Linked DNA regions of Homo sapiens: region 1 is linked to region 2. The links are chromatin loops, found by intact Hi-C in ENCODE. Cell type or tissue: Calu3. All regions are shown on one strand. Each heading gives the region's core, and the rest is flanking DNA. Links, peaks and the distances in the headings are about the cores only. Region 1 overlaps MAGI1 (membrane associated guanylate kinase, WW and PDZ domain containing 1). Region 2 overlaps MAGI1 (membrane associated guanylate kinase, WW and PDZ domain containing 1).

What was found. Peaks named below come from ENCODE experiments on the same cell type or tissue, not always from the same donor. Only the 100,000 strongest peaks of a DNase experiment are listed, where the experiment ranks them.
Region 1: it touches region 2 in a loop (2.8-fold over the local background); 2 of 110 quality-filtered maps call a loop at or near these places.

The regions. Positions count from the first base shown.
Region 1 is chr3:65,475,711-65,492,176 of GRCh38, forward strand. It overlaps MAGI1 (membrane associated guanylate kinase, WW and PDZ domain containing 1), which reads right to left. Exons shown (of 23, transcript NM_001033057.2): 4 at 2,882-3,088. Among named protein-coding and RNA genes, the nearest start is that of LINC02040, 310 kb to the left of the region's middle. In Calu3, for the core only: no CTCF peak of the experiment used is centred there; a DNase peak (open chromatin) is centred at 8,001.
Region 2 is chr3:65,664,280-65,680,745 of GRCh38, forward strand. The region is part of intron 1 of MAGI1 (membrane associated guanylate kinase, WW and PDZ domain containing 1); the gene reads right to left. Among named protein-coding and RNA genes, the nearest start is that of MAGI1-AS1, 220 kb to the right of the region's middle. In Calu3, for the core only: a CTCF peak has its summit at 8,809 (motif pointing left); a DNase peak (open chromatin) is centred at 8,802.

The sequences.
Region 1 (16,466 bases), core at 4,038-12,037, 190 kb before region 2:
TTCCATGGTGAGCATCTGGGATGACTGCTCACTGTTCAGCTTCTGCCTTAATCAATGACTGCAGAAAGGAGGGGTGGGCTGCCTTCCCAGATGCTTCTGGCCAATAGGCTCCTTGATCTTTTGTCTGCACAGTCCCAACGTTACTTAGGCGTCTTAGTGAGACATACCTTCTTCAAAACACTCAAGCAAAAGGCAGCTAAGATAGAAACAGCAGCAAGTTATTAAAAATATCCTGGTAAATATAATATTTAATGGCTTCATAATATTTCTACATTTTGATATGATGCTCATGCCTTTATCATAGCTGGCCCAAGCAGAAGCCGACACCTCATTATGCCACTGTCACTTTACGTGCAAACTGGCTGGTGGATTCCTATTTAATGTGGTTCAGAACACAAAATGCTTTGATACCACTAGTTTCACATACTTATGGACTGGGTAGTGTTAATTATTTGAAAGATTTAGCATGAGTTAGTGTATGACAGATTGTCAGCTGTCGCAGGTACACTGTTGTAAGTGAGGGGACAGTCAACGTGCTCCATACATTGTGAAGAGGTCCCATCACGTGCATATCTCAAGGCCACTTTTTCCTCAGTGCACCCTATTGGCCTTCTTGGTATCAGACAAGAACGTGAGGAACACAATCAGGTGTCACTTGGCTTTCTGTTTTGTGTGGAAACTAATCATCAGACTGATTTTGGCCATGATGATCTGGGCCCACAAGTTGTTCTAAGATGCCAGGATTTCAAGTGGGGATTTTATGAGGTCAGATTTTCTGAGGCATGGCTTCTAGAGAGAGAGATTGATAGTAGTTAGAAACAGGAAATTGCATCTAGACTTACAGTAAACTACCTCTACTTTGTTCCTTCTTTCTACCAAAAAATCTATTTAATAAATAGAGGACAAATACAGGCACACAAGCTTCTTGGGGACCACCCAATCTGCTTGGCAGAACTGTTTTGCCGCACACTACCCCCAAAGTCTTCTGTTTCTGTGACCACAACTATGGTTTAGGTTATACCATGATTTGCTATTCTTATTTATCAAAATATCAAGGCATTAAAGTATGAGATTTTTTGAAAGAAATGTTAACATGTTTCATGATCTGTTTTCATTTTGGTAAGGGCCACTATAAACAGATGAAAGATTCCTAAATGAATGAAAACAGCTGATTTCAATTAAAACATAGGTACAAGGTGGCAAATTTCTTCTAGATATTACAACTATTGGGCAGGCACTGGCCTAACCCATTCTAATTGAGAAAACAGAAATTTTCATGGAGTCAAATTCATACAGCTAAAAGGGGAAACTCAGACATGATCCAATCCTAGCGAGTCATTTTACATATGGATGAGTTAGGCATAATGTTTCTAAAAAGACAACTACCAAGAGCCAAGCCAGGGTAACAAACAAATCTCCTCTGTCTTTACCTAACACTTCTTGCACAGATGTTTGGCTATCCTACTGCTATGACAATAAACTCATCCAAAAAATTTTATTTCCATTTGATAAATTTTAGTCCTCTGAGCTTAGCTAATAAATTTTAAAAAACCTAAGTGAGGCCCATACAGGTTGCAAACAGCATTCATAAATAACAAACTTTTCCTAAATATTCTGTTAGAGTTGGTAGCACAGGGGAAAACAGTCCACTCATCTCCACCTTCATTGGAGCTGATGCTAATCAAACAATGACCAAAGTATAATAATGTGAGAAAAGGCCACTATGGGAGAGGATAATCTCATATGTTGAAAACGGATAACTTATTCATGGCTATAACTCTAAAATATTAAAGGCAATATTTAAGTACAATAACAACAGAAGAAACAAGGTGTTCGTCTAATCCACAACACTGTAGACTGAAGTTACTCCTATCTTACTCAGCTGTTACATTTGGAGTTACTATGTAAGGTCAAATCTTCATATAGTAAAAAATATTCTTGAGCTCTTCTGGGTCACTGCACTAACCCAAGGAACACGCAACATTATTATTATTATTATTATTTTTTTTTTTTTATTTATATTTTTTGAGACAGAGTCTTGTTCTGTCACCCACACTAGAGTGCAGTGGTGCAATCTCGGCTCACTGCAATCTTTGCCCTTCAGGGAACACACATCATACCCTGCAAATGGTACCCCCTGGAGTTGTGCAGTACTCAGCCTGTATGGCCTTACCCAAAGGCCTTGTCCTTGAAAATCCCTTCATAAAATACAACATACCTAAGCTCGGAGGTAGACAGCCCTGAATATAGATAAAATATATATAATATAGTCAGTAATACATAGGCTATATAATATAGAATGCATATATAGATATAATGTTAGAATTTTACTTTTCCATCTTTCTCCCTTTTAAGGCATATAACAATTTTGCGTAAGTTAACTGAACACATAATATCCTTCCATTATATCTCTGCTTTCAAAGATATAAGAGGATGCTGCTGGCCTTCTATACAGCATCAACTGACATTAAACTGATAAAACACATTCTCATATTTTGCTTCATAGCAACCAGCCATAATGATAGAGATGCTGCAAGTTACCCCCCCCAAAAAAAATCAATGAACAAAATACAGATATTTATATACATATATCATTTTGAAGAGAAAGAAACCATGCTGATTTCTCGTTTGCCTTCTTCATACATTCACCCCCAGCTCCTTTAAGGTATTCTGATGAAGTTAAAATATTCTTGTAAAGGGGCATGAAAAGAAGACCAGGGAAAGGACCATCTCTTCTGCAAGCACTGTGTGGTCCAAGTTTGAATTTTGGCGACTCTACAAAATCCCTCCTGAGAACAGCATCCTTTTCAAAACTCTATGCAAAAGCCTCCTCGTCATCCCTTCCCCAGGTCCATTGAGGGCAACATGATCTGACCTTTACCTGTAAAGCTGCTGTTCATTTCAGGAACGTCATCCTCCTCCTCATTCTCCGCGTGGACTATGCCAGCATTTTGCATATCATTGTAGGACTTGGTTCGCTTCGGGGTCGACTGCTTAGAGCCAGACTGAAGGCTGTGCAAGGCATCCGTCGTGATCACTTTCCCACTGACTGGCTGGCTAGGAGGCTTGGGTGTCCCATAATAGTTTCCTAGGTGATGGAGAGACACATTTGCATGTTTCAAAAGGAATACTTTGTGTTTTTTTTTAAGACTTCACATCCAAATCTCTAGGCACATTAAAAAAAAAATTAAACTAGAAAACCAGAACAAACTGTATTTTATTTCTGGAGTGGGTTAGAAGAGATATCTTTCCTATCCAGCTAGACACAGTAATTTCAGATGGGAAGAGGAAAGCTGTATTGTTTTAGTGCAAACAACCTACTAGGGCTAAAAACAAAGGAGGCTATGCTGAATAGTAAACCTTCCTCCTCATTACATTTGAATATCAATTGGTCATCTTTTTACATATATGCACCAGCATAATGCTGAATCCAATTTAGAGCAAGCCTCACAGAAGATTAAAAAATTCATTACTGCCGGCATCCTTACAGGCCTAAAAAGTTGAGGTCACTTTCCCTTAATAAGGGGACTCGTCAAGAGGGAACCAGGGCAATATTTAAAAAGGAGGACAGTAAACCCCACGTGGCGCCTCTTTAGCTGAATGGCAGGCTTGACTCTCAGAGTCATGCGGGGTAGGAAAAAACCCTTGCCAAGCTTTAACAGAAAACCCTGTGTCAATGGTGGCACCCAGTATGGGTCACTCTTCCAGTAGTGGCCCATCTTCACTTTCAGCCACTCTTTCCCAGTTTGATTTAGGTCCCACTATAGTGTGCTATGTGACTCTCACTTGTACATAAATAGATTTTTACATTTTAATTTTTTTATTTTAATAGATACATATATTTTTAATTTGCCATAGAGAAATCTCACTGGTAAGTTATGATACCAATATAAAGTTTGCCTTTAGAATTTAAGAAAAAAAGCAATACTTTAAAAAATTGACTTATTTTTCACTTAAAGTTTAAAAAGACAGTTTTATATAATAAGAAATTAATCAGCTGAATACATAATAGGGATGGTAGTAATAAGAGTTTCCTTTTGAAAAGTTAAAAAGTAAGCTATTTTTTTAAAGTTATTTTAAAGATAACATTAAATAAATAATACATGTTCTCATATGAACAAAATCACAAAGGGTGGTTCATCAAGATCAAAGTTTGAAAAACACAGTTGATAATCAATAATATTCAGCGGCTACATAATAAAAGACATCAACCTTAGAATGCCATCGATCCATTTACCACTTCACATCTTTTAGAGTAAGGCCAGGAAGACAGGAAATGATTCTGAGATGCTGGATCAATCCTAACTAATGTTTGTAATTCTATGCTTAGTAAAACAGAATTTGTAAATAATAATAAATCCTGTACACACTGTATCTTCCTAAGGATCCAACCCCATTGTCTAACCTCAGTACATAGTTACATAACAAACACATTTTATTACACAAGCACCAAAAAAAAAAAAAACACAAAAAACCACAAAAGGAGACGGTAATAGCCTGGTCTCCGTGAGACATACAGATAATAAAGAATTTGCTTCTCAGCAGGGTACAGTGGATCATGCCTCTAATACCAGCACATTGGGAGGCTGAGGCGGGCTAACCACATGAGCTCAGAAGTTCAAGACCAGCCTGGGCAACATGGTAAAATCCTGTCTCTAAAAAATATACAAAAATTAGCCAGGCTTGGTGGTACTCTCCTGTAGTCCCAGCTACTTGGGGGTGCTGAAGAGGGAAGGATTTCTTAAGCCTGGGAAGTCAAGGATACAGTAAGCAGAGATCGTGGTACTGCACTCCAGCCTGGGTGAAAGAACTAGATCCTATCTCAAAAAAAAAAAAATTGCTTCTATCAGGCTTTATTCTTATAAATAAGGTTTCTTTTTTTTTTTTTTTTTTGAGATGGAGTCTTGCTGCATCACCCAGGCTGGAGTGCAATGGCACGATCTCGGCTCACTGCAACCTTCACCTCCCAGGTTCAAGCGATTCTCCAGTCTCAGCCTCCCAAGTAGCTGGAACTATAGGCATGCACCACCACGCCTGGCTAACTTTTTTGTATTTTTAGTAGAGACGGGATTTCACCATGTTGGCCAGGTTGGTCTGGAACTCCTGACCTGAGGTGATCCACCTGCCTCAGCCTCCCAAAATGCTGGGATTACAGGCATGAGCCACCATGCCTGGCCAATAAGGTTTCTTTTTTAAGATAAAAAGTTTTAAAATTTTTTAAAATGTTTTTTGAATCATCAAAATTTATAGAGATACACACCCACTTTCTTTGAGAGGAGTGTAATAGTCTGTATCAGCAGGAAAACTCAACATACACATTTTTTTAAATGCAGTACATGAAAGAGCATCACGTTCAAATTTGAAGGGTGCCAGGTAGAAACCTGATACGCACATTCTGGTGGCTTATACTCAACTCAATCATTCAAGTGTTTTCATAGGAAGTAATCTATCCTTATCTTCAAAAATCTTCTTTCAGGTTTCCAACTTACAGGCGCTAGAATTGAGTCGAATCAGCTTGAAGAAAGGCATTCCACATGTGTCTTTAGGGGCTAACACTTGAGCAAAGAAGAAATTAGCACGTGTCAAACAAGAAATGCACTTAATCTTGCATTTCTACAGTGGTTGTATCAAAGGATGTCTCATGCCTTCATTGAAGGTGTAAGTAACTAGGCCAAACTGTTAACTTTCTCATTAACTGAAGACTCTTTAGTGAAGTTTAGGAAAGTATGATGGTTAACTATTTTAAAAATAATCTGCATAGTGAGAAAAAAAGGAGAGAGACAAAGCTCTAATGAATTTAATTTTCATTCCTTAATCATTATTATATCACGACATCATGTACATTTTCAAGTTAGATGTTAAATTAAGGCCAATGTCTATAAATAAGAAACTTCTACTGAAAGATGTGGAACCCCTCCCTCGTAATTTTTATATGCATAATTTCCTAACCATATCACTCAGTTTCAGTGCCATTAAACTGAAGTAGCATTCATAAAATTATTAATCATTTAAAATCAATGAAAACTTCAACATCTGCATTTATGGCAGAAATAATAAGTGCTTGGAAAATAAAAGTTCCACTTAACTTTGACAAATATGTGTGGATTTTCCATTAGGTACCTACCCTCACTTTTCAAGTTCAAAATCTTTCTTAAGTTAATAAATGATTAGCAGATTTGTTAATGCAATTACAAACAACCCAAAACAATCCACTTGTTCACAATGGTTTCCTGTTTCTGAAAATTAGTTTAACATTGAATGGAGGCAGATAAAGTAGATAATATTAGATTGAACCATATGAAATTGCTGTTGTAGAAGATATAAACTGTCAAACATAAGCAATTTCACTGGCTTTAATCTAATGAGTGGCCCATGAGCAATACTGCAGAGCCTTGGCACACCATATCATGGGGTAAAAGGCTTGGAAGAGACAGCTCAGAGTTGAAAGCCCACTACTAACTAACTGGCTGTGTGACTCTGGGCCAGTCTTTGTCCGCCTTTAACTTGGGATTCTAAGAGAACCTAGTTTACACCTAGAATAGCTGTTAGGAAGACAAAATGAGACGGTCTGCCTTTAACCTATGCTGAAGTCTGCCACTATGGTGAGGGTAGATAAATGCTACCTAAAGTTGCTATCACATGTTTTCAGTCTTTAAAATGACACCCATACTACATTGTTTTGAGGATCAAAGAGATCATGTATGCAAAGTGCTGCACATGGTAACTGAGCACTAAGCAAGCAAACCTGTCAATAACCAAATAACCAAGTCTTCTAACACTCAGTCTCTCTAGTACTTTCTCTGTGAAATGGGAATGGTAGCACCAGCTGTAGCAACCTCATAGGATTATTGTGAAAATTAACTAATGCAGAGTTTTCAAAGGTACTCTGTAAACTATAAGGTGTTAAATATGAGATAGTGTTATAATTATCCAAATCTCTCCACTATTTCTTATTTCCCGTACTGAAACCTACAACCTTTACAGAAAAGATTCTGTCTAGTGGTTTTCTAACTGCAGAGTGTTCAAACTTTCATACGCCACTGTTTCAAAATAATTTGGATTAGTGACCAACATTTAAAATTAGAAAGCTTCTAGTTAAGTCTGGATTCTCAATGCTGTTTGACAAACTGTAAAGTCTGGTTCCAGGGACTCCATCTCTTATAGAGGATGTTGAAAAGCAAGTATGTGTCTAAAGCCAATTCACATGAACATACTAAATCAAGGATTTCTGCAGAGAAATTTTTGCTCCTCCTCTTGGTTTTGCCTGACCCTTGACAGACAAAGATCTTGGACCCCATCTAGAACAGTGCCCTCAGGCTGCTGCAATGCAAGGGCATAGGCAGATACAGGGGCATGAGCAGAGGCATGAGTAGATGTAAAAAAACCTTAAACTTCAAAAAGTCTTCAATAATTCACAGATTAGCCTTTGAGTGAATTGATTTTTGGAGAGCTTGCTTTCGGCCCTGGGCTTTTGGACAAAAACTCTGGCTGTCTTATTTCAACTCTGGCTCTCTTATTCTGCTGTGAACTGCCCTTACCGTGCAGCAATGGGCAGGATGGGTCATGCTTGCTCCAGTTTGCCACAGTCACCAGTGGTCTTCTTTGCCTCTATGCACCCTCTTACCTGACCTGTCTGGCCCCTCAGGCATTTGAGTTCATGACTCTAACCTTCCAGAAAGTATTCCACCTTTGCAATGGTTTGCACTCTCATCACAATCAAGCAAAGTCTAGCCACAGCAGAAACACAAACCTTACAAAGTCTAGCCATGTAGAAACACAAACCTTACAGACAGTATGCGCGACTTAACAGTATTAAATAAAAATCATCTGAAAAATTGTAAGTGATTAAAAACTTAATTGGGGCTATCACTTGGCAGGCTGCACAGTGTCTAGGAGCCGTGAGGCTGATTATCCCACAGGCTCTGCGTTATCCAACACACGTTTCCTGCAGTGGCTGGGCTCCCTCCCAAGTGGAAACTTGTTCTCTCTGCTGCTATTTTCAGAACTGGTTCTACAACAAATCTCAACAGGGAGGGTAGCCAGGGAGGAAAGCGGAGGGCAAAGGAGGACTTAAGAGGAAGCCACTGCTGGCCTTAATTAACAAGCAAAATCTCTGGCCAGGACAAAGCCAAAGAAAATATTTTTCTGACACACATTTAAAAATTAATAGGCACTGCAAATCAATTTTTAGGGCTTTATAAAATATTTAAGGAGGATTGTAACCCTGGAATTTAAGCTAGGATGAATCAAATCTATATGGCTTTCAAATTATACAAATTTACTATTCATTCATTCATTTCCTTACAGAAAACCTTTTTAATGCCAGGCATGGGAAATACAAAGTAAAAATTGGACTGAAACACGATCTTCACAACCATTCTATATGGCATACATCAGTTTTGTCAAGCTTCAATGTGCAAACAATTAAATTACATTAAGTAATGATCAGGGTGGGCCTGAGATCCATGGATCACACTGTTTGTGTAGCAAAGCCATTTGGGACAGAGAAAATCATTCCTCTTTTGCAGATGACAAACATAAAGGCCCAAAGTGGCAGAAACGCCTGCCATGGAGTTACATGGCTGGTCCAAGGTAAATGGGGGTGGGAATTGGGGGTACTTGTCTGTCTTCTTCCTATGAGACAAGCTTTTGCAAATAAGCCTGAGAACAGGATGGTAGTGACCACCTATGGCTGGGAATCTACAGCATGCATTTTCAACGGGGCAATATCACCCCCAAGGGGGCAAAAATTGTTTTCTTTTTTGAGGGGGAGAGAGGTACAAAAACCTTACTCTCTTTATGTATAGTGCAAATATGTATAGAGTACATGAATACATGGACATCCAGCATATCTGATTTTGCCTTGGCCTCACGGTCCTGAGTGGTCTGCCCCATGCCCACTCTCCAAGCACTTGTCCTGATTGCCTTCACCTTGTTCTTTTCACTCTGACCTCACTGGTTGCCTTTCAGCCCCCAGCATGTAAACTGTGCCCCCTTCCCCCATCTCACAGCTCTTGCACCCACTCCTCCCTCTGCTCCTCACCCTGTTACTACCTGCTCATCCTCAGCAACAGTATCTCTGACCCCACAGACTAGATCAAAGCTGTCCTTATCAGTTCTTATATGTTCTCAAGGAACCACATACCTCCCCTTCCTAATGCCCTTTATTGTATATAGCAGACTGTTTAATTAATCAGTACCTGTCTTCACCTCTAGACTATAAACTCAAAGAGGCCAGGAGCCACATCTGATTTTGTGTACCACTGTGTTCTCAGGCCTGACGCAGTGCCAGGCACATACCATTACCCGGTAATTCACTGCAGAATGAGTAAATGAATAAAGGCAGATAGTGCACATGAATTCCAGCCTGGGATCCTCCTAAAAACCTGTATTGTGGATCCAGTTTTTAATAGCATGACTCACAACACTTTCTTTCCAGTCGGTCAATTACATTTGAATTACCAAGATCTGCATCACTTCACTTTGCTACTTGCTTGCTCAGCACATGATAGTTCCTTCATAAAACTGCAATACTTTCTTTTTACTCTTCCTTTTCCTACCTGCCCCACCCTACAAAAATAGGATGTTCATGCACAGAAGGACAATAAACCACTGTTCTATAATTAGCAGTTTGTTCTTGCCAGTGCCATTTGGTTTCTAATACAAGACCAAACAGGAGAACATAAGAGTTTTACGACCCTGAGTGAGGTAAGGGACCTCTCTCTCTTCAGCCTCAGTTCACACAGTATAAAGACAAAAATCATGGCAACCTAATAGGTTTTTGTCAAGATTAAATTAGATAATGTGTATAAAGCACCCAGCACTGTGCTTGACACAATGTTAGCCTATAATCAACTCTGCCAGTCTCCAATCAGGCCTGATGTTGTAGATAGATAATAGGGTTAATGTGTAAAAGAGTGTATTATCACAACACATATTCAAAGAACAACATTTTTTAAAGTTACCTTTATCGTGCACATATTAAGTGTCACTACGCATATATTCACTTACTCTAATCTTTATAAACAATCTTAGAGAAAAAAAGGCATCAATATTCCCATTTTCACATAAAGAAACTGATATTTACACAAGTCAAAGATGATGACTGGCATTTAAATACAGATTAGTCTGTCTCTGACATCTACACTTTTAACTCCAGGAATATTTGGGGATCTCTAAGCAGGGAATTAAAGAAAACTTCGCCAGCTCCCCCCATCTTCATAAGCAGAAGAACAGCCAATTATAGCACAGATTTCATTTGGTCACTTTCATTATCAACAGAGAACATTCTACGACAGAGTTTGCCAACAGAGCTCATCACAACAGACTGCTTCTAAGGCCTGCCAAAGAACAGGACTCTAGACAGTCTCGCTTTCTTTAACCAGAAACAAGAACTCTCTTCACCCCTATTTTATCTCTGTGTCCCCAAAAATTATACCATTGGCAGCTGCCTTTTTGCAGACCTTCTAGGAAGCAAAACAATAACATTATTGAATGCTGACATCCTCTTCCTAATTAACATGCAGAAATATGCAACCCATAACTCCAATTTGAAATGTCACCCTGGCACTGCACTTCTATGCTGAAGGAAAACCTTTGCAATGCTCAAAGTGTATAATCAGCCTCTTCTACCCAGAGGCATTTGTAAAACAGCCATGTCTGGATCCCCACCCTCCACTGAATAGTTCATCCCTTGTAAACTCTCTCCTAGAGAAGTCCCAAGGGCTGGCTGAGGCAGTGACCTGTCTTGCAGAGCAAAAATGTCAACAGAAAAAAAAAGAAAAGCAAGGGAAAAGGGAAATGGTTCAGCTGATTTATTTTAAGCACCATATCAAATAAATAAGCTCAGTGCCACAATTAGGAAGTTGGGCCAAGTTGGAAAGATGTGCTTATTCTTGTCTTCTTTACCTTGCTTTGATGCCAATTCTGTTCAGTGACAGAATGAGGAGCTGGTTCAAATTGTAAAGCAGAGATCAATGACAAACTCTACTAATAACTTCTATGCCTTGTGAGGGATGATAATCAGATTCTTTACATCGCCAGGAAGGGGCTCTACTCTGTTGGGAGTATAATGCTACTCTCAGCATTACAGCTGTCGGTGGATAGAAAGTTTCAGGATGGAGTCCCTGCCCGGCAAACCTACCCCAATTATAGTATTTTTTATTTTCACAAATGGTACCACTATCTATCCAGTAATAGAAGACAGAAACTAGGAGTTATCTTAGGAGGATTGTCATCATCTGTCTTTTCTACCTCGTTCTCACAATAACCAATACATTAACAAATTCAGCTTTTCACATAAATATCTCCAGATTCAGCTGACTATTTACCACCACCATCACCAACGTGGTTCAAAGCCAACTCCAACTGTGGTTGCCAGATGAAATGCAAGACAGGGTGTTCCGCGTTTTTATTTGCTAAATCCAGCAACCTAACTCCAGCTCAACCATCAGATCTCACTTCAATTACTACTTCTACAGAGGTACTTTTTCTTGATTCCACAGACATCCACTCTCCCTGTCTTATGGTCTCCTTTAAAGACCTTCGCACACTTACAATTGGATATTCGTTTATTTAAATAAAGTGTCTTGTTCACTAGACATTTAAGACCCATAAAGACAGTGACCACAACCATATCTGCTTTTGTTCAGCATTTTATCTTTAATGAATAAATGAATGAACTCACAAACTAGTAACTGAGGCTACAAAAGAAGCATTACTTTTCAGGCAAAGGGAAATAAAAGCATCCCAGTCCTGCAACATTTGGCCAGGCTATGTCCCTAACTCCCTGAAGTATCTTAAAGCAAGCTCTCTCTGGATTTCAGTTCTATCATCTGAAGAAACTAACTTTACTGCATTTCCAGCTGTAAAGTCCTACAACCGACCAATGTAAATCAAGCAAATATTGGGCCTGAAAGAGAATTCTGAAGGTTACTGGGCCTTGAGGCTTCACTGGTTCACTCTATTTGTCTGCCATCTTGCCTGTCATAGAATGTATCCACAAAAGAAGATCACCACTCCTCTGCATAACATCCTCTTTGGGAAGATTCAACACGATGATTCTTTTTTAAAGGAGCTTAACTCTTAAGACCTGCTTTGCTTTGTGAAGTCAGCTGGTGAGGACAGAGATCTTGTTGAGCAGGTCCTCAACCTTCCTTTCAGAAGCTTTTATTCTAAAACTGAAGCCACCAGCCATGTGTGGCTACTTAAATTTAAATGAGTTTATGTTGAATTAAAGTTAATTTAAAACTTGGTTTCTCAATCACAAGAACCACTGGCTGCCATAATGGACAGTACAGAATACTGAACATTCCCAGCATGGAAGGAAGTTCTTACAGGATAGCAGTGGTTCTAAGGGAAACAGGGTGTGCTTGCTTCCCCTCCCTTTCTAGAAGCCATCCTTCTAATCCTCTCTTGGTTCATCATCACATCGTTCTCTGTGGATTCAGGCCCCATGGCCCATGCTGATTACTAAATTCAAACACCATCTCCCAGCCTCTCACCTGACCTAACACAGTCCTCTCATAGCTTCGCCTCCTCTAGGGAGTCTGCCAAAACTAGATGAAGCTTTCTATAAGCTTCTGGAGCGCTGTGTAGTTTCTCTCAAAACACTCATAACTTTTTTTCTTTTTTTTTTGTTTTTTGAGACAGGGTCTCACTTTGTCACCCAGGCTGGAGTGCAGTGGCACAATCTCAGCTCACTGCAACATCTGCCTCTTGGGTTCAAGTGATTCTCCCACCTCAGCCTCCCAAGTAGCTGGGACTATAGGCATGCACCACCAAGCCCAGCTAATTTTTATATTTTTTTTTGGTACAGAGGGGATTTTACCATGTTGGCCAGGCTTGTGTCGAATTCCTGACCTAAAATGATCCGCCTGCCTTGGCCTCCCAAAGTGCTGGGATTATAGGCATGAGCCACTACACCCGGCCTACTCATCACTTTTCTTAAAATTGTTTACATTCATTCATTCATATATTACACAGAGTCTTGCTCCTGTTGCCCAGGCTGGAGTGCAGTGGTGTGATCTTGGCTCACTGCAGCCTCGAACTTCCCAGGATCAGGGGATTCTCCCACCTCAGCTTCCCGAGTAGCTGGGATTACAGGTGCACGCCACCGTGCCCAGCTCATTTTTGTATTTTTTTATAGAGATGGGGTTTTGCCATGTTGCCCAGGCTGGTCGCGAGCTCCTGAGCTCAAGCAATCCTCCCACCTCAGCCTCCCAAAGTGCTGGGATTACAGGTATCCGCCACCACGCCCAGCAAAATTGTTTATGTTTAATCTGCCTCACAAGACTGAGTGTGGGAAGAGTGTAGACTCTGTGGCCAGAGTGCCTGAATCTGAATCCCAGCTCTATCTTTGATTTACCATGTGAACTAAGAAGAGATTACTGGCATTTCTGGGCCTCATACTCCTCTTCTGTAAAATGGACATAAATAGAACCTACCTCATAGGCTTGTTAGGAAGATTAAATGAATTTGTGCATATAATGCACTTTGAAGAGCACCTACTATGTGCCACACAAGCCCTAGCAAAAATAATTAATTAAAAAACATAAGCACCTTCAAAGTCAGGTAGTTTTGGTCTACTGCCCTGTACATCATATCCCTTGCCTCACAAAAAAAGTCTGACCTGAAATAAATACTCAATAAATATTTGTTGAAATAAACTATATATGCATTAAAAGGCTTGCTTTAAAACTGTGCTGCCAGAAACTTACCCTATAGTTATGCTCATAATTGCGTAACAATATACTTGAAGCACTGTTTATAACACGACCACCAAAAACAGAAGGGGGAGGTGAGGCAGGGGACATTTAAAATGTCCATCTGCAGGGGGCTGGTTAAATAAGTTATATATTTATATACAGATAGACAGATAGATACATAGATAGATGTAGAGATATATATATACTCATTCACTGGGACACTATGCAGCATTTATAAAGAATGAGGTGAAACTGTATGCGGTAATGTGGAAAGATCTCCAGGGTATGTTAAGGGCAAACGGCAATAACAGAGTGAAGTAAACGAGATATACATATATGTTGTGTACATATAAGTTTTCTGAATATTTGCACTAGCATCTTTAATAGTGGTTACCTATATGGAAGAGGGGAAACAAGTAGGACTTAGCTAGTTTTAAGGCTTTTGCTGTAGGAACTATTCCATCATGTACACTTATTACTGTTACTTAAACATTTATATATGTCTTCCTTTAAAGAGTGCTTTGTGTTGTTGTGGTAGACTTTTCCTCTCTGGAACCAGCAGAGGTCTGGAGAAAGCAATTTCAGGAGGGGAAAAAAGATGGTGAGTACCTGGGAAGTAAATAAAGACATTTTACTGGCAAATCTGCTGGTTTACTGACTAGTAGAGGGGAAAGGGATCCACTACAGGAGCAATTTTGAACTAGGTGCGTGTAAATACAAAAGCTAATGCTGAAGGAGAGCTTACATGTGTCAGACACTCTGCTAAGCCCTTTCCAATTATTGTCTCATTTAGCCCTACCTCTGAGGAAGCACTATTATTATCCTCATTTTACCAATGGGAAAATGGAGACATGCAGCATTAAGCAACTTGCCGGAGGGCACACAGCTCAATAGCAAAGGGGCTGAGAATCAAACTCAGGCAGTGTGACAGCAGGGCTTGCATGCTTGTTAGTGTCCACCAATAGACAGCAGCCACCATCAGGGGACTTGTCCAGGGGAGGCAAAGACAGTGGAAGTTCTCTAAATGTCTTTCCAGCCCTACTCCGATGAGGGTATATGGCATTTAATAAACATTCCATTTGGCTCTCAGCTTTTAAGAGTCAATATAATATACTCTGGTCAGTTCCAAAAACTTATGAGCCATCTCGGCCAGGCTCGGTGGCTCACGCCTGTAATCCCAGTACTATGGGAGGTCGATGCAGGCGGATCACGAAGTCATGAGATCGAGACCATCCTGGCCAACACGGTGAAACCCTGTCTCTACTAAAATATAAAAACTTAGCCGGGCACAGTGGCATGCACCTGTAGTTCCAGCTACTCAGGAGGCTGAGGCAGGAGAATCGCTTGAACATGGGAGGGGGAGGGTGCAGTGAGCTGAGACTGCGCCACTGCACTCCAGCCTGGGCGACAGAGCGAGACTCTGTCTCAAAAAAAAAAAAAAGAAAAAAGAAAGAAAAATTATGAGCCCTCTCATATGGTAAGGAAATTTCGCTGCTAATAGGCCAAAGGCTGAAGAACGCTGTACAAATGGGTTAGAACTGGAAAAGATTAGTCCTGTGCCTAAGAAAATTCCAATTCCAAAATAACTATGCAACATTCACAAAGGCACCGTTTTCTACAAGACAATCAGACATTTTCTGAAAACCATTCCTCTACTGCTATACACCAGGAAGTTAGCTTCAAGTACTAATGGGTTATTTTCCTTAGCTTCTTAGTTATATCTAGGATATTCTTCGGGTTTTTAGGAAAGAGTGTAGGATCTGAGAGTCACACTGAGCTGGGTTTGGTTCCTTCTCTAGCATTCTAGAACTGGCTGTGCAACTCTGAAATAGTTATTTAATACCACTTGGCTTCAGTGTCCCCATCTAAAAATTCAGTGAAGATAATAGCCGCCTCTGTTGCAATGATAAAATTAAATGAGAAAAAGAACTGACTCCACCTATATATCATTTGTTCCATTAACATCGAATAAAGTGAGTTTACTTTCCATCTTCCAAGTTAAATTGGAGTCTAAATCACAAGTTTTTCCTTTCCGACCCAATCCTCTTTTGCTTTGTACAACCACTCCCACCCCAGCCTCTCCAAAAATGCAAATAGATGTTTTATATATTTGACGACTGAAGCCCCCCAGATGGGCATAATAACTGATTGCAGATGAGGACATTTCTCTCTCTGCTAACCAAAGAGGAGTCACACATGCTCTCCTCTTCACATGTACAACATGTGAGGACAGCATGCTGACAACATGTTGAAGAAGCTCCTTGTACCTTCCCGCAGCCCCCCTCCCTTCCCTCTATACACTCCTAGACCTCGATTACTCTCAGACCCCTGCCCAGCCCACCAGCCACCCAGTCACATCCCAACATGTAGTTTCAGGAAACTAAGCCAACTGATAATTAGCAACACTCAAAAACAAACAAACAAAAATTCCTGATTCATGAGCAGGAATTTGATTAATATACACTGTCTACTGTATATTCACAATTTGGAAAGGAGCAGTATGTACAAAGACAATGCTCCTTCCCGTCTTCTCCAAAGAACATCAAACCAGAAACAGCCATCTCTAAGATTCATGATCATGATATGAGTGTTAGTCACTGTAACAGAAGCAATTATCACATTAAAGCTATAATGTCCCTAATAAAATAATAATCTACTTTGTATTTACCCTTTATGTTTAAGTCTAATCTTTAAAATGCCCCGTGAATGCCTAATAAATCCAAATTTTAAAGAGTTTGTAAAGAGATACACATAATAACT
Region 2 (16,466 bases), core at 4,116-12,115:
GTAGACACTATACTCAGGTTTACTGTCTCTGAGTCTAGTAACATCATTACTACCACCAATAACAATAAAGGCTAATAGCGCTTATTCAGAGAATATGTATATGTATAAGCTATTGTTCTCAGATCATAATCTCATTTAATGCTCGTAACAACCCTACAAGGTAGCTTCTGATATTGCCACATTTTACAGACGAAAAAACTCTGGCCAAGATAAATTAAATAACTTATCCAAGTGGCAAAGGGGAGGAATTTGAACTCGACCACACCAGTGGTTTCTCATTCCAGTTTCTGTGGAGAAAAATAGTCAATCTTCACTATTAACAGATTCCATATTTGCATATTTGCCTACTCACTGAATTTTATTTGAAACCTCAAAATCAATACTCACAGCACTTTCACGACATTTTATGGGCATGTACAGAGCAGTGAAAAATTGTAGTTGCCCAATGAGTATGTTTCCAGTGGAGATCAAACAAGACCATGGCCTGTCCTTCTGTTTCAGGTCTCACACTGTGAACAAATGTGCTTTTTACAGTCTATTTAGTGCCATTCTTTCACATTTTTGTGCTTTTTGATGGTAATTTCTCTGTTTAAAATGACCTCCAATTGTAGTGCTGAAGTCTATATAGTGTTTCTAAGTGCAAGAAGGCTGTATATGGCCTATATTTTTGCTTCCAAGCAACAACTGCCCTAAACCATTAAAAAAATTCAAACATCTTCCATGTGGTCTTGAAAAAGTAACCCCACCCAAAATTCTAGCCAGAAGTCTACCTGCTGAGGCAGAAGAGCCTTTGAGTACTAATCATAGATACACTGACTCATGCTATCAATCTAAAGCAAGTGTTCACCCTTGACTCCCTGTCACACTCAGCAAATTTCCTACCTCTTTAAAACTTACCAGCCTTACAGAGAAAATGGTGTGCTGGATATGCTTCATTCAGGCATGAGTTACAGGGCTCTTAGCTGTGAATTCGGTGTTAATGAATCCACAATAATATATGTCCAGAAAAAGAAAACGGAAATTGGCTGATCTGAGGCCAAGCCACAGATTGCCAAGGTAACATCTATAGTGCATGATGAGGCTATGGAAAAGATGGAAAACAGGCTAAATTTGTGGATTTGTGAGAAGAAAAATTTGAAAAAACATAGTGAACAGCATTGCTGTAAAGGATCAGGAAAGTGTTCAACCCTTCTCAGTGACATCTTATTATAAAGAAATACTGCATATGTGATTTGAAAGAAATGAACATTAAAGTGTCATTAAACAGAAATACAAGTAAGATACAATTATGTATTGATCAGTTGATGAAAATGTGACCAGAAGTTCACAGGAACCTAATCCTGTATTTCCCTTAGCAGATCAGTATTTGCTAATTAAGTGTTCATGGTGACCTTATACAACATAACTACACACAGACACAAAAACAAGAACTGACAGTATGTGGATCACTCTTGGAACATTTCCTGGGCTTTCCCCTCAAAGTTCCTAAATTTCAACAGCGGGGCCCAGAAATCTAAATGTTTTAAAGGCTCCTCATCCACAGACCCATGTTTATGAACCACTGTGATACATCATGCTAACAAAACCAACAAAAATCTTTAAAAAAACTATTCTTCCTACTTTTGATAAATCTGTATACCATAGAGCGCCTTACAGTTACAGAGGGCTCATGCTGTGAAATTGTTTGGCTTATATCCTTGCTTCCAGGCCACAACTTTTTTAAACCATTAAGGAAAAAAAAATTCAAACACTTTCCATATGGTCACTGAAAAAGTAACTCCACCCAGAACTCTAGCCAGAAGTCTACCTGCTGAGTTAGGAGCCCTTCAGTACTAATCACAGATACACTGACTCATGTTGATCAGTCCAGAGCAGGGATTCACCATCAACTCCCTGTTACTCTCGGCAAATTTCCCACCTCTTTAAAACTTTCCATGTGTGTGTGTGCATTCACAATGTACTATTATCTTAGTAGCCAGGGCACTGTACAAAGAGCATTAAAAGATAATCAGAGATACTATAAATAGTGATTTGGAAATATACTTCCTTAAGAGAATGATGACAAGACTCATGCTCAGGATAGATTTTTATGGCCATCCCCAGATGTCCAACAATCTTTCTCTCCAGTATAGAATTCTCCAAAGGCTATTCCACTGAACACAAGTCAGAGAGAATGCTTTGAGACTAAAAAATTCCAAGGCAGGTGAGTTTGGAAAATGCTGCTTATTATAAAACCTTATAGACATTCAATCACATATTAGCATAGTAAAAGCTCTGAGAAGCCCTGAAGGGAAGATAGGAATGACACATGTCTAAACTATGTTTCAGTGAGCAATTCCCAAACTGATTTGACCATGCGTTTCCTTTACAAACCTATAAGTTCCAGGAAACAATGCTGAGAAGTGTTATTTTATTATCCTGCTGGTGGAGGCCATAGAAAAAGATGAAACAACCTCCCCCTCATGGCCATCTCCACATTCTGATGAAAATTCCTTACCCTTATTTCTCCAGTGCAAGGATTCATCACAGATCAATCACGGAGACAGCTTTGGACTCTTCCAGAAATTCCACAGCTGCACCCTTTGCTCATGACCACAGGCAAGGTCCACCATTAGGGGGAGATGAGCGCTGCGCTTCAATACCCTTTCCTCCATGAAAACATCCATCCCAAACTAGATGAAGCCTTCAGACATACCTACAATTATCCCACTGGGAAAGATGAGCATGAGAAAAACAATGGTCTCCTGCAAGATAAACAGCAGTGTCCTATTTGTTCGCAGTGAGTGAAAATGGCATTCCTTCTGCCCGGAATGAGAACAGAGGAAAAAAGGTGTTCAAATTATAGACACTTTCATTTTCAAAAATCATTTATCTAAATTATTTGATGCCATGAGGAAGGCTCCCATGAAGAAGGGGCAATGGGCTAGGCCTTCAGGGACAATTCAAAATTGGGAAAGTAGGACTACAGTATGTGGGTATCAGAGATGGGTGGACCAGCATGGGAGGGGAGGTTTCAAAATGATTTAAATAGCATGAACGAATATAATACAGAACACAGTTTGGTTCATCAGAATTCCACGGTGGCCGATTCCTGGGAGAAAAGCAGCCAGAAGGTAAAACTTAATTATACTTTCCAAGGCCATCAGAGATGCTACCGCATGAGAAGTGTGATGTGTGTTTTGCACAGACTGGGGAAGGAATGCCTGCGTGTGTGGGACAAGTGAGAGCACCAGGAGGAATGACTGTGTTCTCAGGATGAATTCTATACTCTTAAAGAAGAAACCAATTGAATTTTATTTTATTATTTTATGAGACAGGATCTCATTTTTTCACCCGGGCTGGTGCACAGTGGTGCAATCATGGCTCCGTGCAGCCTCAACCTCCTGGGCTCAAGTGATCCTCCCTCCTCAGCCTCCTGAGTAGCTAGGACTACACCAACACACTCAGCTAATATTTGCATTTTTTGTAGCAATGGTGTTCTGCCATGTTGCCCAGGCTGGTCTCGAACTCCTGGGCACAAGTAATCCACCCACCTTGGCCTCCCAAAGTGCTGGGATTACAGGCATGACCCACCGCACCCAGCCAAGAAGAAACCAATTTTTTTTAACACTCCCACCTGCAGCTGGACATGTGTATGGCACAGTGCAAGGGATTTTCATCAAGTATAGCTACGTACTAAGAGTTTGCTCCCTGTGTAATGTTTCTGTTAATTTAATGAAAACGTAAATTAGTAACATCAGGTTTTTCTGAGAGATAATAGTATAATGTTGAGATTCAGACCATGAACTCCAAACCCAGGCTGCTTAGGTTCTCATCCTAACTCTGTCACTAACAGGCCATGTGACCTTGGGCTAGGCATTTAAACTCTTTGTGCCTCAGTTTTTCCATCTGCAAGATGGGGATGACAATAATACCACTACACCAGAAGGGTTGACGTGAGGTTTAAATGAACGAATACACTTAATAAGGCACTTAGCATAGTACCTGGCACACAAGTGCTATTAAATAGTTGTGCACTGGAGTAAGCTTATACTGGCTCATGAGAGTCAAATGTTAGCACCTCTTCCTACCTTCGTACTCAGAGACATCAGTCATCCCCTGCCAGAGCCAGGTGTTAAACATTTATCAGCATACCACATAAACATCATATTTTCAAAAAGTTTGTGTAAAAATGGAATTAAAAGATAAAAATTAAAAATATAAACTTTATTTCTCAACGCAAGCTCCAACCAGTTCAAAACTCTCTTGTGAGTGATGAACCAGCCATTTAGTCCTTTTTTTTCTTTTTTTTTTTTTTTTTTTTTTGACACGGAGTCTCACTCTGTCGCCCAGGCTGGAGTGCAGTGGTGCAATCTCAGCTCACTGCAACCTCTGCCCCCTAGGTTCAATTGATTCTGCTGCCTCAGCCTCCTAAGTAGCTGGGGTTACAGGCGTGCTGTAATTTTTGTACTTTTAGTAGAGACGGGGTTTCACCATCTTGGCCAGGTTGGTCTTGAACTCCTGACCTTGTGATCCACCTGCCTCGACCTCCCAAAGAGCTGGGATTACAGGTGTGAGCCACTGTGCCCAGCCGCCATTTAGTCCATTCTTAAAGAACTGAAGGTCCTGGGAATTTAACCATGTCAATGTTGTCTTTTTTTACATTATCTTTATTTATTTGTTTATTTTCTTGAGATGGAGTCTCGCTCTGTTGCCCAGGCTGGAGTGCAGTGCAGGGGCACAATCTCGGCTCACTGCAACCTCCACCTCCCAGGTTCAAGCAATTCTCTACCTCAGCCTCCTGAGTAGCTGGGATTACAGGTGCCTGCCACCAAGCCTGGCTAATTTTTGTATTTTTAGTAGAGACAGGGTTTCACCATCTTGGCCAGGCTGGACTTGAAATCCTGACCCTGTGAGCCATTGCACCCAGCCTTTTTTACATTTTTAACTGAAGAAAAAAATGGGTGTCCCTTACAGACTTTTTAAGATTAGAAAACAAAAAGAAGTCACAAGGAGCCAAATCAGGACTGTAAAGTTGACTCATGATTTCCCATTGAAACTCTTGCAAAATTGCTCTTGTTTGATGAGAGGAATGAGCAGGAAGGAACACTGTCATGGTGGAGAAGGACTCTTTGGTCAAGTTTTCCCTGGCATTTTTCTGTTAAAGCTTTGATTAACTTTCTCAAAGCACTCTCATAATAAGCAGATGTTATCATCCTTTGGTCCTCCAGAAAGTCGACAAGCAGAATGTCTTGAAGAGTCCAAATAACTGTTGTCAAGACCTTTGCTCTCGACCAGTCTGCTTTTGCTTTGACTAAACCACTTCCACCGCTTAGTAGCCATTGCTTTGATTGTGTTTTGTCTTCGGGATTCTACTGATAAAGCCATGTTTCATTTCCTGTTACAATTCTTCAAAGAAATGCTTCAGGATCTTGATCCCACTTGTTTAAAATTGCAGTTGAAAGCTCTGCTCTTGTCTGCAGCTGATCTAGGTGCAATGGTTTTGGCACCTATCCAGTGGAAAGTTTGCTCAACTTTAGTTTTTCAGCCAGAATTGTGTAAGCTGAACCAATTGAGATGCCTATGGTGTTGGTTATTATTTGTGCTGTTGTCGGTCCCTTTCAATTAGAGCACAAACAAGATCAATTTTTTTCCTTGCAAATTGATGTGGATGGTCTGCCACTGTGGGCTTCATCTTCAACATCATCTCATCTTTTCTTAAAATGAATTATCCATTTGTAAACTGTGGATTTCTCTGAGCCATTGCCCCCATAAACTTTTGGTAAAGCATCAGTGATTTCACCACAAATTTGATATTTGTTCTTGTTTCGATTTTAGCAGAATTCATGTTGCTCGATTAGAAGTTCTTTTCAAACTGATGTCTCATCATTCTTAGTACCTGAAACTAGATCCTGTTCAGCTACTTTATAACAAGTTAGTATGAGTTTCTTGTGGGGAAAAAACATTGAAATCCATGTATAGTTGTATCCTATTGTGTACTTTCCAGGAACTTTTTGAAGACTCCTCATATATATGCATATACATACATATGTATACATACACACATATATAACACATATGCCATGTGTGTATATATATATATACACATAAGTGCTTGGCTTCATTATTGCCAACATTGAAGTTTTTTTTAATATGGCTCAAGCAGAATCTGAGTTATTTGAATTCCTGGCTTTTATGTAGGTTTCATGAAAATTTAGAGGTTGCTCTCAAATCCTCAACCCCAAAATAATTATTTATAGAGTACCATCAATATGTCTGACATAGCCATAGACATTATGGACTACAGAAGAATTATAACAAAGGTCTTTACCTGCAATGAGTTTACAATCTTGCTAAGATTTTTTGCAAAGCTAATGAACCACATAGTTGGTACGTGTTTCTTTCTCTGGGATCATGTTTGGTACCCATGGAGCTTATCCACTGTTCATCTCTTCCCCGGGAACCTCAGTGGTCTCCATAGTTAATGCAGATAAATATAGCCCTTGCCCTGAAACTGGGCAAATTTGCTACTTATCACTCTTACTAGATATAAACAGAAAAATAGCCAAGGTAAACAGGCACATATACAACCACATTCATATTCTTTAATTAAGTAAAAACCAACAAGCATGTATTAAGCCTCTAGAATGTACCAAAGTGCTTTATGTAACTTTCTCCTGTTGGGAGCTATTCATTCACTGTTTTTAGCTGTTTTATGATGTAAAATAACTGAAACTCATGAATTGTAATGATGTTAATATTTATCATAATACCTAATGCTTATTGAGAATGTAGAATCAGCCATGCAATTCTTCTAAGCACTTTACATTACTCCTCACCACAACCCTGTGAAGTAAAACTGTTAATATCCCCATTTTACAGATGAGACAACTGAGCTTCAAGAGACTGATTATGTTGCCTAGTACTACAGAGCTGGTAAGAGCTAAAATTTGAACCGGGATTTGGCACTCTAGAGCCAATGCTATGAATCACTGTAAAGCAGGTGTTTCTCAATCTTGGCACTACTGGCATTTGGGGCTGGATAAATCTTTGCTCTGCATTGCTATGCACTGTAGGATGTGCAGCAGTATCCTCGGCTCTTACTGACTAGATACCAGGAGCAATCGACATTTGTGACAATTAAAAATGTCTCCCATAGGAACCAACTCACCCAAATGAGCTGGCCAAATGCCCCCTGCAATTCAAAACTGCCACCGGTTGAAAACCACTGCTATAAATTAAAAGAAAGAAAGTAGGGAATTCCTAAACCTGGCTACATATTAGAAATGCCTAGGGTATATTTTTAATGGGTTAAAAATGCAGATAGCAAGTCTTATCACTGATTCAGAGAATCAGAGTGTCAAGGGGTCCCATAGAATAGTCCATCATTTGTCACCAATTAGTTATGTCATCTTGAGAAAGTTACTTGCCCTCTCTGTGCCTCAATTTCTTTATCTAGCTACTGAGTGGGCAAAGCTAGACTGTGTGTCAAACCTTTCCATGGCTAACAATCCAGTCTGTGAAATCACTCAGATACCCATCACTTCCCTCCTTGACAGGCTTCTATTCACACTGCACAGAGAGGGTGTAATGACCAAAAAAAGTTCCTACAACTCCAATCCTCATAAGGAAATCCTCATAAGGAAATCTGGCCAAAAGCTGACCCGTGATAGACTTACAATCAGTTCACCATAGATACAAAATTGGGCACAATTATCACTACAAAAAGGTTAGTTTCCACTTCACACACCTGAGGTAGGTAAAAACTGAATCCCAAATTGGAGATGCAATTTTCCCATTATGCAAAGTGGTTGCTGCATTCCTGGGTGGAAAAAAAAATCCCCAAACCAGTATTGCCAAAACTGAATTTACTAGAAACCTTGACTCCAAATGACACTGGGGAGTGTGCTCCTCTTTTCAGATTCATGAAATGCTTTCATGTCATTTAAGAAGCAAAATGCAAAAGAAAAAAGTGGGCATTGTCTACACTTCAGACATGGAGGCTTTAGTCTGACAATCCCAGATCCTATCTCCAACTCAAAACAAATCTGTTCCATGGCAAGAAAGTACTTTAGAGAATTAGTCTTTGCTGTATTTGTATATGCTAATTAAGCTCCAAAGGAGAAACTGCTGATGATAAATCGCTGACAAAGAAGCCATTTTTAAAAAATTTTACTAATTTATAGATATATCAGATTATATCGGTTTAGGTCACACTTACTTTATATACCCATGTGTAAAAATAGGATGAAAATGATTACATTTGAAAGTGCCTGGGGTTGTTAAAGTAAAAATAGGAACAATCTTCATTGAAGAGGGGGAAAAACATCCTTAAAAGGATACTGAATAGAAGGGTGTCTGTAAGGCACGGAGAAGAAGGAGAAAATGTCCTGGATTATGAAACCACAATAGAATTCTGCTCAGAAATTGCATGTTATCAATTCAGTTGATCAGATACCAATAAATCCATTTACTAGAAACTGATTTCGGAGGAAACAGACTTGTAACTATAATTCAAATTCATTCCTTTAAAGCACGTACTACCAGTGCACTCTATCAAGGGTGGGCCCTAACCACTATTAAAGTGTTAAAAGAAATTATTTCAATTCTTTATGAGTATAAAATTATAGTAGAAGGGAATCAATTAATCTTAGGTGATATGCCACCAGGCCATAATCAAGTATGATAAATTGCTTTCTTCTATCCTAGTTTCTCAATGTATGTGTTATGACAGGTTCTGCGAAGGTGAGTATTAAAAAATATTTGTTCCCAACTCAAAAGGGCATCACATAAATGACCGCCAGCGCCATCTGTCGGTGGTACACAGAGCTGTTGCACTTGTGCCTGGGCTTGCGAGTTTTTGTTCACCTAAATTAAGATTCGATGACTGAAGTTTTACATGAGGGACAGCATCCGTACACTACTCTAAGTGGTGTAGTGCAGAAGCTCTTAAACATTTCTCCTAATGTTTATACCCTTTTACATGGCCAGACACTGAATGAATTTCTTCTAATGATCTGGAGGTGAAGCCTAAAATAACTGCCTCAAATTTCCTGATGTCTTAGTTTATCTTAAACTTTTATATGAATCTTGTGCTGTATACCAGAGTAACCTGTGTCTGTTTTTTTACGTAAAAACATGTATAAAATATTTATAGTTCAACTACTTAACTTGTATGACCAAATATTCGGGTTAAATAGATAATTTGTTGAGGTGTACCATATTTAGCCCCTGGGGCATATTACCTTGGATACCTACATCCTCCAGAGATACTCCTACTCCAATTTGAGAAAAAGTAGGAACTCAGCTCTGCCACAGCCTGCTGTGTGCCCACACTGAGCCTCAGTTTCGTTATCTGTGAGGTAAGGACCATGGACAGGATCTCTAAGGGTGCTTCCAGCTCTGACATTCTCTGAAACAACAGTCATTTGGATCTTCAGACACAAACACCTCACTCATCTCACTACTGGTGAGCCCTGCGTGCACATTCCTATAACATGTGGGCACAGAGATTTGTAAATTATATTATTGTATGTCTAGTTCAATAAATATTATAAATAGGCGTTTCCTATTTCACCTATAGTCCTAAAAGCTTATCTACTCAAGTTGGCAAAACAAAAGCATTTTCTCCCTCATTCTTCTCATTAGCTAAATGGAGGAATGCCTTCTATTAGAGTCACCTCGTATTTAAGCATACACAGCTGGGCGTGTGGCATGTGCCTGTAGTCCCAGCTACTCCGGAGGCTGAGGTTGGAGACTCTCTTGGGCCCAGGGGTTCAGGACCAGCCTGGGGAACACAGCGAGACTCCATCTCAAAAAATACTAATAATTTAAGCTTATACGACAGCTCAATAAGGTTAGGTCTAGTGTTCAAGAATGCAACAGGAGATGACATTAAAGATATAAGCAATGACCATAACAAAAGAGCTCTTAAAAATGATGTTAAGTAGCTAAGATTTCTGCATGTTATGGCCTGTGGATTTTGGATGTTGGACAAGCCCAACAAGACAATACACAAGCACAGAGAAGCCGATCTCAGCCCTATCAGCATGAGACCTTTGGTTAAGATTCTTGCCAAAGCTGAAGAATTCAAGCCCTCAAATGTATTTTCAAGAACCAGTCATTTTATTTCTCCCCTAGGATCACAGACCTTCCCAAGCCCATGAGGTGCCTGTGAAACTCCACATATGGGAACTATATTTTTAGGAAAGGGGCCAAGGTGTCAGAGGCTATGCATCACAAGAACAACCCCTTCTTTCTCTTTTACTAACTAACACAGTTTGGCTTTCCCTCGTTTCTAGCAGCAGTTAATTCCAAGGCTTTATGTTCTCAGACAGTTTCAACACTGCCTTTCCCTTCAGAGTCATCACCAAAATAAATTTTAAAAAATTCCAGTGCGCCCTTCACTTTTTCAGTATTCCCACTCCTGCTGGCCCCAGGTGTTCTCTGGTTTGAAGGTTGCCCACTATGCAACCCGCTGTATAATTCAGAACCTGGTGCACTTCCCAGGCACATCAGTAGTCTAAATTTGTACTACAGCAAAAGCTTCAAGGGCTTAATCAATTACAGATCAAATATTTAAAAATGAGGATTAATCTCATCACTGCAGCCCAACAGATGCATTTTGTGTTAATAAATACACTTCAAACTTCCTGTAGACACTGAAAAATGCATTCCCAATTTGCCTTTGCTCCTGGTTCCCAACAGACAGGAGAGAGGGCTCCATTGATATTCCAGAGCTGCACTTTCCAAGTGTTCATGGGGCTGGCTCTGCTGTATCTCGTAAGATAAAGGAATCAGAAATTAGAGGAGGAGAAACATTCTGACCAGATGCTCTCTGATCTCCCCAACAAAACTTCAACCACACTGTCAGTCTCAATCACAATGTGTGGGCACTGAGATTCATGAGGCCAAATGAAAATAAAATTATGATATTCATTTACGTGGGTGATGGAAGGGTGGATGAAAAGCTCCATATGTTCGGAGTTTCAAGTATAATTTGAAACAGCAACATATCAGCCTTAAAAACAGAACCTCCATGGCCTCCAAATTTCAAGAATAGTAGAAGATGCTTGCCTAGAATAAATCAATTTGGAAAGCTGCAGTCATCAATCTCAAAGTAATTTCTGCCAAAGTATAAATGGTGATTTAAAAACGGGGGAAATGCCAGAAAAATACCACTTGAAAGTTTTATTAATAGTACATTACAGAACACAGAAAAAATTATTTATTAGAGAACTTGTGAAGAATACACAGAGAAAAACTCACATGAATTCACAAAACGGGGCAGCACAATGAATTCACCAGTGTATTAAAAGCAGAACAAAAAAATAAACCCATCACAGACCAAGTAGGTCTTAATTCAAAAATTCAAGGAGCCATCTAATGAGGTGGCTCATTACAGTGTCACAGCGGCACATGTACCTCTAGTTTATGAATTTCAACGATGTAAGCTAAAAACAAGACAAAATCAAACAACAACAATAACAAAACTGATAACAATTGTCTTTGATAATAGATGGCTCTAGAACACAAGCCAACCACTTCATATGGGTTCAACCAAAGAAACAACATTCTGTTCCAATACTGGAAAAAAACAATTGGGCTGAGCTGCTCTTACTGAGAAATGCTAGAGCACAAACAGGGATGATTTAATGGATTTTCAAAGATAATTATGGCAGGACTCAATTTTCACCTTGTTTGACGACTTTAAGCTACCCTATATATGTCAATAGTTTGGAGGAGAAAAACCACATGGTTATCTCAGCAAAGAATGTAAAGAAAGCATGTGATAAATTGAGTTCATATTTTTGACAAGCTTGTAGTAAAAGCACAAAGGCTATTTGTAGCATTATGTTTAACAGTAAATTTTGGAAAAACCCAAATATACATCTATATGGGCACAATTACAAAATTATGGTGTTTCTCTATACAGAGAAACTCTACATAACCATTAAAAAGAAATGAGACTTACGCACTCACACATGACAATGATGAGGATAGATGCAAACTGAAGGACAGGATGAAAACCTTAATCACATTTTCAAAAAAGCCATGACATGTACACACACGTGTCTCTATTTAAACAGCATGAAAATACATAGAGCAAATAATCATGACTGCAATAATCACGGTTAGTTCCAAGAAAAGTAATTGGAGCAGAGGCTTTTGGTTTATAAATTTCTGAATCCTCAGATTTTTTTTAAAAAACGTACTTCTTTTGTTAATTTAAAAAATAAATCTGGAGAATAAGGAAGAAAAACACTCCAATTAAAAATGCAGAATTGGACCAGGCCAGAAAGGTCATCTAGGAAAAGCTGTGTCCAGCATCTCCATCAAAGGAGAAACTACTCCTTTTTATTCATACTCAGGAAGGAGGTGGCAGAGTTCCTGGCTAATCCGGTCAATTGTTACACAAGCTAAGCAGTGCAAAAAATTCTACATTTTATCTACCCCCTTCTTCTCATTCTCAACTCCAAGCCCAATCCTTTTGTTCTTTTCTCAGGAGCTTTAGAAAACAGATGGTTACACCATCCTTTGAATCTGTCAATGAATCACACAAAATCAACAGTGTTTTTCTGGAGGGACACTATTGTGTTCAACAATACAGAACGACATATCCCAGTTTGCTCCCCACATACAAACATACCAGATTCCATTACCAATGAGCTATTCAAAGGGATTTTACCAGATGTACTTAATTTAATTCAACAATTATTAATTCAATGACTCCCGTGCTCTTGGTATTTTATTATGAGCTGTGCAGGACCCTTCGGAAATTTAAAATTTTATGGTGGAGAGGGACATACACGATGAGAAAGAGATAAACAATTCAGGGTAGTTTAAGATTAGGAGAACGTGCAGACATTATAGTTTTTGAAGCACTAGGAAAATCTTTAGAGTTCAGACTAGGCTAAATAAGGTGAGGAGATAAACATTTAGGATTTTTTTTAACTTTTCATTTTCTATTTTTAAACGTTATTTTGTATTGTTTGTTTGTTTACTTAAAAATATTTTGGGAGGGGATTTTTACTATTGGCCAGCTAGGGTCAAGGCAGGGGTATAGAGCAAGGTGGAGATGGGAAGACTAAGAGGCTTCTGCAGTCACTAAGGCACAAACGCCAAAGGCTGGGTTGAGGGTAGGAGCACAGTCATATCGAAGACTTGACCTGGCTCAATGACACACCGGCAAGGTTTGGATCTCAGTGACCAAAGGGGATTTTCATGTAACTGACAGATGCAATGAAGAAAAACACTGAGCAGAGTGCTTAAGGTATCAGAGAAGAATCTCAGCATGTGGAAACAGGAAGGTAGTTAAAAGTCAACACTGGACCCAGACTTATGATTTAAGAGAGAGAATCATCACTTTGTGTTCCTTCACTCTCCACACCTCACAGCTTTCTGCAGTTAGTATGGGAGTTTGGTGGGAACCTCTGCACTTTCTCCCACTCTTTCGTATCCACGTCAAAGGTCAAACTCTTCATATGCCAAAAGAGGCACCTTGGCCGAACCCCAATCCACAAAGGAATGCACTAAATCACTGGAAGTGCTGCACATGAAGACAAAAATCCAACACCATATTAATCATTGGCAGGTTGTATTTCCTGTCCCTTGAAAAGTTAGCCACTTCACTGTTCACAAAAGCAAAGACTTGGAACCAACCCAAATGCCCATCAGTGATAGACTGGATAAAGACAATGTGGCACATATACACCATGGAATGCTATGCAGCCATACAAAAGGATGAGTTCATGTCCTTTGCAGGGACATGGATGAAGCTGGAAGCCATCATTTTCAGCTAATTAACACAGGAACAGAAAACCAAACACCGCATGTTCTCGCTCATAAGTGGGAGTTGAACAATGAGAACACATGGATACAGGTGGGGAACATCACACACCAGGGACCGTCAGAGGATGGGGAGCTAGGGGAGGGATAGCATTAGGAGAAATACCTAATGTAGATGACGGGTTGATGGGTACAGCAAACCACCATGGCATATGTATACCTATGTAACAAACCTGTATGTTCTGCACATGGATCCCATAACTTAAAGTATAATGATAAAAAAAGAAAACCTTTAAAAAATAAAATAAAAAGGTAAAAAAAAAATTAGCTGCTTATACAGCAAAGTGAGAGTAGTTTTGCATTTTTCTTAAGTATCTACTCTGCAAACCAAGAAATTAAATCAAGCTTTGTTGCTAACAAAACAAAAGAGCTACTTGGTATCAAGTAAAAACATAATGGGATTAAGGGAAACGTACATACAGATGTCCACTGGCCCTGAGTGGAGGGAACAGATCATGTCAGGGAATAGGTAACTGGCACTTCCTCAAGTCCATGCCACACTCCTGGAAGCATACTCATATCTGGTTAACTGACACTAACCCACAGCTTGCCTCACTGAGAGCAGGAAGCCCAGAGCCGTCCTTTCTTCTCTTTCCTTTTGCTCATCAGCACTGCTCTTTTCAAATTTTGTCAGCCTGTTGTGTTCACGCTCCTTGAACAAGAAAACTGTCATTTGGCGTGACATCTCTCTCCTACCCTGGAACTCAACAGGCTCCTGAAAACCTGCAAAATTCCAGACATACTTATTCTGTGAATTTTGAAAATCTCTTACTCATTTTAATGTATCCTTCTATGATGGTGATTTTCTATCCGCATTGACACCCAAATAAATAATTAAGAATCATCCCATCTTCCAACTTGAATAATGGGCGTAAATAGTGACAGAATCCTTTTTTACTTCCGTGTTCCACTTATTCAGGTTTTCCTCCTCAATCATGTTGTTTAATTTCTCGTCAGCTAAGCATATCTTTGGACAGACAAAGCAATTTTCCCCTACAGTGTGTCAATTCTGCAGTGAAGGTTTTCTGTTTACCTGCCTACTTCCTTAGCTCAAAAAAAAACAAAATAAAATAAAAGTCTCATACTCAACTGTCACACATACGCTTCATTTTCATTGTGTTTGATATATGAATTCCATACAGTGAGACAGGTCTTAAAATCCAGCACTCAGCGACTACTTCATCTCAGGACCACCCTTTTACAGACAGCCATGGTGATAAGAGCTATAGCTGACATTTCCTAAGGATTCTTTGATAAATTTCATCACTTCCTTAACTGCATTCCTATTGCTTAATCAAGATGCCCCTGGGGCCGGGCACGGTGGCTCACATCTGTAATCCCAGCACTTTGGGAGGCTGAGGCACAAGAATTCATTGAACCCAGAAGGCAGAAGTTGCAGTGAGCCAAGATCATGCCACTGCACTCCAGCCTAGGTGACAGAGCAAGACTCTGTCTCCGGAAAAAAAAAATAAAAAAGCCCATGGAAAGAAAGGCTATCAAGAAGAAAGGAGAACGGCAGTCCAGGGCACAGAAACACAGAACCAGATACAGGGAGCATCCTCAGGAGGTTCTGCACGCTGCCTGTGACTCAAGGCCCACGACTCTTGGTCGGCGGTTTTCAAACCCACTGTTTTCCAACAGGGGTGGGGGGAAATGTCACCAAAAATTGTGTTAATAATTGTTGCTGGTTTGCAAATTATTTTTATTTTTCCTATAAACTAGAATAAATCCAGGGCATGTTTATTTAAAACAGTACTCTCGGTCTTGCATGCCAATATGGCCTAGTTTCCATGAAGCTGGCTTGGGTGGTAGCAAAGACTAGGACTACTGTAGGACCAGGATATGGCCAAATAACTCGTATTTCAGGCTTACTTCTTAAGTGGGATGAAGGCATACAGGGTCCTTGCTTAGAGGGTAGAAAGATTAGTTCTCTCTCTCTTTGATCCCAAAGCTTTTTCCCTTCTAAGTATGGGGACAAGAAAGCTCAGACAGCATCCTATAGACAAAGGCCTTACCGCTCTCACTTTTTCCTTTGTACATTTTCTATTCTTCCATGACATTAGGTAGTATGGGTCTAGCATCTCCCTTGGATTCCAGTGCCCTACCCATCCTCACCTCAGCCTAGACCCATCAAGGGACAGCAGCCCTCAGCAGGTCTTCGACAAGCTATACGGCACCATCTCTGGCAGGTCATTCATTTCTTCCTTTTGATCTGTCTCTGATTTGAATATGATAAGACTATGGTGACCATACCATTTATCATTCAAACAGGAGAGCTCTTGTGAAGGAGAGCTTATTGACTGATCAATTGATTGATGTATTAATTTAAAGACAGTCTCTTGCTCTGTTGCCCAGGCTGGGGAGCAGTGGTGCATCACAGCTCACAGAATCTCAACCTCCTGGGCTCAAGTGATCCTCCTGCCTCAGTCTCCTGAGGAGCTGGGACTACAAGCACACACCACCGCACCTGGTTAATTTTTCTTTTCTAATTTTTAGTAGAGACAAGGTCTTGCTATGTTGTCCAGGCTGGTCTTGAACTCCTGAACTCAAGTGATCTTCCGGCCTCAGACTTCCAAAGTGCTAGGATTGCAGGAGTGAGCCTCAACACCCGGCCTGAGCCACCACACCCAGCCAGCACT